Regions from separate parts of the Mus musculus genome. Here region 1 is linked to region 2. A link is a contact called in ENCODE POLR2A ChIA-PET data. All regions are on one chromosome and are shown on one strand. The core of a region is the stretch at or near the end of the contact, and the rest is flanking DNA. Distances in the headings are between cores, read along the strand shown. Region 1 holds the start of Polr3e (polymerase (RNA) III (DNA directed) polypeptide E). Region 2 overlaps Eef2k (eukaryotic elongation factor-2 kinase).

Region 1 (3,195 bases), core at 160-2,659, 53 kb before region 2:
GTGTTAGCTGTCCTCTGTACTAGACTTTAAACTCTACGAAGGCTTCTCTATGCTTCACATTCCTGGACCATTAAGTGGAGATAATAATTATACTTGGTCGTGGTTATGGGATCATTACTTTTAAAATTAAAAAAAAAAAATCACAGTTCTTTCTCCCAAATATTAATGATGCCAGGCATCAATATAGTACCAAATAATACTCTTCTCATTAGCTGTGCAAATCAAAATTTATAGTGCCCAACTTCGAATTGGTTTACCCAAGGTCACAGCCCCCCAAGAAAACAGGTAAAGAAATCCAAATCTAGCTGATGCCAAGAGCCTTGGTTTTATTCTTAACTAACATGCTGCACATCTCTTTGGTAAAAGGCAGTATGGTGTAGTGGTTAAGAGGTTGGACTGCCGTGCAAAACCTTACAGGTTCAAATCCTACCTCTTCAATATAGCAGCTGATTAGCGACGTGAATTGCATAACCCTGGGTCCTTTCCTATTTTAAACCACACACCGGCTTCAAAGGGATAAGGCGAACCTAGAAGGACTGTTGCTACGTGGCAACATGTTTTCTTCCAATATAAGACCGAACAAGACAGCCACAAATGAAAGAAGCAGGAGTGTCACCCATCTTACACTCATTAAAACACCGTAGCACGGGAATCATATCCCCATTTCACAGATAAAGGTATGATCTTATCTTTTCGCTCCCAAACCCAGGAACTCTAAAACAATATTCCAGGATGACCCGGTATGTGCACCATCCCCCGTTACTGGAAGGTCCCCGGGTCCACGAAGCAGTCGCCACTCTGCTTAAACACAGATCAATGAATGAGGCGTCCCGGGCCCGCTCGGGCTAAGCAGAGTTGACCAGGTTCAACGACCCCTGCCCATGCAGGCGGCCCCGAGTCCAGTGGCTTTCTCCATGTCGCCGGTGCTCAGGCGCCCTTCCCACTCTTCCGAAAGCCGCCACGCCACCGGGCACCAGTGCCCTCGCAGGTGCGGTTCGGGAGCCAGGCCCGGGCGGGGCAGCGCGGCCGAAGCCTGAGTCAGCGCGGGCCGCACCGCCGTCGTCTCCCCACCGTCCAGCCGAACGGAGCGACCCAGGCCCGGGGCGGCCTGGAAAGCCGGGCGGCCACCTTGCGCCCTGCCCTGGTCCCGGGAGGCCGCGGCCCCTCGGCACGCAGCGGCGGGGGCCTGTCTGGCCTAGTCAGCAGCGCGGCCCGGAGCACCGAGCGAGTGCGACGGCTGCGACCCGGATCCCGAGGCTGCCGAGTCGGGGCTCACCTCTCCGCCGGGGCCGCGCGCGGGCGGCGGAACGGCCCAGGGACCCGCGGGCTGCAGAGACGGCGGCGGCCGGGTCTTCTATCAGGCAGCGGCCATGTTCCTGCTGGAGAAACTCCGCCGGACACGTGGGGGGAGCGGGGCCGGCCCTCGCGCTTCCTCTTACCCACAATGCCCCGCCCCGGCGCGCGCGGGACCGCCCCTTCGGCGAGCTGCTCGTGGTGCAGAGAGCGCACATCGACAGCAGGGGTCGCCGCTGCGCTCGCAGAAGGAACCTAGAGCGAAAGACGCTGAGACAAAAGAAAAAGCCTGCCTTGGCAGCGGTGGGATTCGAACCCACGCCCCCGAAGAGACTGGAGCCTTAATCCAGCGCCTTAGACCGCTCGGCCACACTACCCAGCTGTTGACGTCGTTTTCTAAGAAGCTACTTATTGGATTGACACGTATATTTTCTTTCGATTCTTGGAGTTATATTTATTTATTTTATTTCCTGCCGATAGAAATTGCCATAAACAATATTATCATCATGCCACTTATTGAAATAAAAGTATTTAGATGCAAGCTTGTTCCAAATAAGTTTTAAAGCAAAGGATAGTTTATTTTGCGTTCTGAGTCAGTTGGTTAAGGTGTCAGGTTAAGCCACTCAGACACTCAAAAACCCGAATTCGATGTCTGGTTCTGTCAGTAACTTTCACCAAGCTCTCAGAGCTGAACTGTAACCCCAGGTCTGCAGAGTTCTATCTGAAAATTTACGTGTTTAAATTTTTAGTACACAAACAATTTTAAAACTTTGCAGATAAAATATATTCTTTGTAATATTCAAAATAAGATTCTTCGAGCTTTGACTTGCTCTAGTTTCCTAGTACCCAGCATTATTGGCTGATTGTACATCCTTTCTGCTCTTTTGCTGTCAATGTTTATCTCCATAGAAAATAGTTTTGTTCATATTGTGAATGGGTTGGTATATAAATATTAACACAGTAACACATAGAGATATACAGCTGGCTGGTTTTTCACTATACTTTTGATTTATTTTCTGTTTTGCTTTTGTTTTTAACCAGACTTTATTTTTAAGTATCTTTGCATGTTAATATGCCCATACAGACTTTTACGTTTACTTTATTTATTTGTTTGGGAGTGGGGAACGGGCGGGGGCGGGCCGTGGAGGTCAGAGGACAACTTGCCTGATGAATAAGTTCTTTTGTTCCACCCTGTGGGGGCGTCTTAGGTTGTCAGGCTTCGAGGCAAGTGTGTTTACCTACCTTCTGACCGAGCTATCTCACCAGCCCTAGATATTTTAAAACACTGAAAAAGATGAAAAAAAAAATAGTCACACACACCCCATATTTCCACCACCTAGAATTAAACTCATTTCTGCATTTACATTTGAACATGCATACATATTCATTTGTTGTTTAAACTAAGGTTCACAATGCCCAGGCTGGCTTTGAACTACGTGCATTGATGAGTTTGAATTTCTGATCCTCCTGCCTGCACTTCCTAAGTACCAGAATTACAGCCTTGCACCTGGCCAATATGGCATTTTGCTTCCAATTATTTTCTTGTGTACATAATTTTTATTAAAAGTTACACAAGTAAGGCCTTCGAAATGGCTAAGCGTGTAAAAGCATGTAAAAATCCCTGGGACCCACATGATAGAAAAAGAATCATCCACAAGCTGTTCTCTGTCACACATACTCACACGATAATTAAGTAATTAATTAATTAAGTAAGATACACAGGTGATAAATGTAATGTACACTTTAAAACTGTGTCTTAAAATATGGGCTAAGAGATGGTAAGCACACTCCTTTAGTACCAGCACTTGGGAGGCAGAGGCAGGTGGATCGCTAAGTTGAAGGCCAGCCTGGTGTACAGATGAGTTCCAGGACAGCCAGGGCTAAACAGAGAAACCCTATCAT
Region 2 (3,238 bases), core at 533-3,032:
ACTCAGACAGATGAAGCTTTGCCCTGGCTGGCAAAAGAAGTTGACTACAGTTACTATGCAACCTTCATATGTCACTCCTTGGAATGGGTCTGTGTCTACGGGCTAACAAGATGAGTCAGTGGGTAAGGCCGTTTGTCATCAACCTTGATAACTGAGTGTGATCTTAGGATCTTCCTTCTACCAACTCCTGCAAGTTGTCCTCTGACTTCTACAAGCATAGCACAGCACATACATTAAATAATAAATAGTTGTAATACTTTTTCAGTCTAGAAAGGTAAGCTCCTAGTGACAGAAAGTAAATTGGTCCTGAGGGCTAGGGGCTGGCTAGACCAGAGATGCAGCTGATGCCTGAGAGGAACAGCTTTCAACAGAGTTAGGTACGGAGATGGACGTGTGATTTTTTTGAATATACTGAAAGCCACTGGATTGTACATTTAAATGGCTAAGTTGAACAGCATGCGGCTTATATTTTCACAAAGTTTTCAGAAAAAAAAAAAGAGAGAGAATAAGAAGGGAGGGGTACCCTTGACAATAAATAGCTGTGCACACTGCAGCAAAGCCTTTCAGCACTCTCTTTGATAAATATGAGTCCCCACAGCAGGGTTGCCATCTCCTTAAACTCCTCCTGTGGCCAGACCCCAGCTCCCCAGCTCCCCTTCCTATGCCAGCAGGACTCTTTTTCAAGTGGCCAGCAGGCTTTCATCTTGTAGGAGACCAAAGCTTTTCTGGTCTCTTTATTATTTTAAGATACAAGAGACTGAACCCAGGCCTCCGGCTTACTAGGAAAACACTCCAGCCATCCAGCCACAGACCAATCCCTTAAGCTTGGTTTTCTGACTGCTTTCCAGAAGCAGGAAACCCAGGCTTACTTTCTATGGTCATGGTCTGAGGCCTGAGGCTGCCAGGGTGGAGTCTCCCAGGCTTTAGGCAGGGACACATCTCTGCCCAGTGAGTCAGCACACTCTGGCTCACCCAGCTCATTCTGGAGTGACTGTATCTTTCCCCCCAAGCTGCTAGAACCACCCTCAGTGCGTTAACAGCATGGATACAATTGAGGATGAGAAGGTGTAGCCAGCAGGTGTGCCCACTCGTGCAGCGGAGCAGTTTGCTGGTGCAATCAGCCATCCCCACACAATTTTTAAAGTTAAGATTCTGCCCAAGGTGCCAGGCATGGTAGCATATGCCTTTAATCCCAGCACTCGGAGAGGCAGAGGCAGGTGGATTTCTGAGTTCGAGGCCAGCCTGGTCTACAAAGTGAGTTCCAGGACAGCCAGGGATATACAGAGAAACCCTGTCTCGAAAAACCAAAAAACAAAACAAGATTCTGCCCAAGCCATTCTATTGCTAGTAAGTACATTCTCTGCACAGGCAAAGCCATATGAACAAGAAAACACTGTCCTCCAGGGAAATGAAATTCAGCTATTAAAGACAATAAGCAAATAAATGAAGCTCTGGGCTGGATCACAGACACTGAAAAAAAAAAAGATACAATTAAAAATGAGTCACAAGATATAGAGAGATACAAATTGCAGTTATTAACAGCAGGACTCGAAAGGGGGATCTCTAGGGAGGGACTACAGTCCCGCCACCTCCCAGGCATGTGACTTCATTTCCATTTACCATCTGGCAAACGGCCAGCTGTCTGGGCTATAGGGATCACCGTGTACATTGTACTGAGTAAGGCACGTACTGCAGAGCCTGTCCAGACCACAGGCAAGTTACGGAAGTTAGAGTTCATGTCAGCTCCCAAGGGGATATGGGAGGATGGCCTCCAGGGTGGAAACCTGTTTATAATTCTCCATGGGAACAAAGAGAAGAAAATCAGGGTGAGATACGCCCTCACAGACCTGGGCTGAGGGGGGAGGCACACTTTCACTTTTGTTTAAATGATACAGTTTAGGTTGTTTTACTTTGTATATACATTATGCATAGATTATCTAGATCATAACATTTATTTTTTAAGTTTGTATATATAAGGGCTACAGAGACAGCTTAGCAGTTAAGAGCACTGGCTGCTCTTGCAATAGACTGAGGTTTGATTCCCAGTATATACATGTCGGCTCAAAACTCCAGTTCTTTGGAATCCCACACCCACTTCTAGCCTCCAAGGACAACAGTGATGCACACACACATGCACGTAACACACACATGCAGGTAACACACCCATACAGGTGAAATAAAAAAAATTCTAAAAGTTTACATGTGTGAATTTGCAATACATAAAATACATTTGCTTACATTTATATATATACAAAGACTTTGTGACTATATTTGCATATATTTAAAGTGTGTGTGTGTTATTTTTGCAGTAAGGAGGAACAAAGTCACTGACATTTTTCTCAAAGGGCTGGGCTTGCTGTTTAATGGTAGTACACTGGCCTAGAATGTAACCGTCTCTGAGTTTCAATCCCTAGCACTTTGAGAAAAAAAGTCCTTTCAAAAGGACTGAATTGGTGTTGGCGAGACAGCTAAATGGGTGAGGTCACACTTGTGACACAAACACGGCAACCCCACTGGATTCCTGGATCTTGAAGGTGGAAGAAGAGGACCCACTGCAGAAAGTTGTCCTCTGATCTCCACACAAGTGCCAGGGCACAAACACATATGCATATATACACAGTAATTGAATAAATATGTAAATGTAAAGTAATAAAATAAATATAATGTGTAATGGGGGAGGGGAGAAGAAAATGTAGAAGGGGGCCCAGTGTGGTGGCACACACTTATAGTCCGAGCACTAGGGAGGGATTCTGTACAAGAGCTCCAGGCCAGTCAGGGAGAGTTTGGAGGCCACCCTGAACTACAAGAGACCCTCTCTTACATTGCCGAAGGGTCGTGCCTTTACTCCCAGCATTTAGAGGCAGAGGCACAGTCAGTTTCTGAGTTCAAGGCCAGTCTGGTCTACATAGCAAGTTCTAGGACTGTCTGGGACACACAGAGATACCCTGTCTAGACACACACACATACACACACACACACACACACACACACACACACACACACACACCCCTCCACAAAAAAAGCCCAAACCAGTGTGGGGAGGTTGGGGAATAAATAGATTTGGGAGGATAGCAGGAGGAACAGAAGTAAATTAAATCAAAATTCTTGAAATACATAAGATTCTCAAAGAATAGATGCTTCGTATTAAAAACTGTCTGAACTAAAACCAACCAAACCAGAAAATGCAGAACTCTGTCCAAGGCGTAGAAAAGAAAAGTCACCCATATGATCCTGCCCT

The links. ChIA-PET counts read pairs that join two places held with the same protein, here RNA polymerase II (POLR2A).
Region 1: POLR2A ChIA-PET joins it to region 2 with 11 read pairs in Patski. The contact joins the promoter of Polr3e here to the enhancer-like site in region 2. POLR2A ChIA-PET finds 5 or more read pairs at or near these places in 3 of 5 experiments (Patski and embryonic stem cell).

The regions. Positions count from the first base shown.
Region 1 is chr7:120,915,992-120,919,186 of GRCm38, reverse strand. Polr3e (polymerase (RNA) III (DNA directed) polypeptide E) reads right to left here and starts at 1,409. Exons shown (of 21, transcript NM_025298.4): 1 at 1,277-1,409. It overlaps n-TLaag4 (a tRNA gene), which reads right to left and starts at 1,670; the gene lies at 1,589-1,670.
Region 2 is chr7:120,863,740-120,866,977 of GRCm38, reverse strand. All of the region lies in intron 2 of Eef2k (eukaryotic elongation factor-2 kinase), which reads right to left. The region is part of intron 2 of Gm15774 (a long non-coding RNA gene); the gene reads left to right. Among named protein-coding and RNA genes, the nearest start is that of Gm15774, 15 kb to the left of the region's middle. Within about 2 kb of position 1,782, at least 1 of the 3 ENCODE cell types and tissues checked has a DNase peak (open chromatin) inside an H3K27ac peak, as active enhancers do.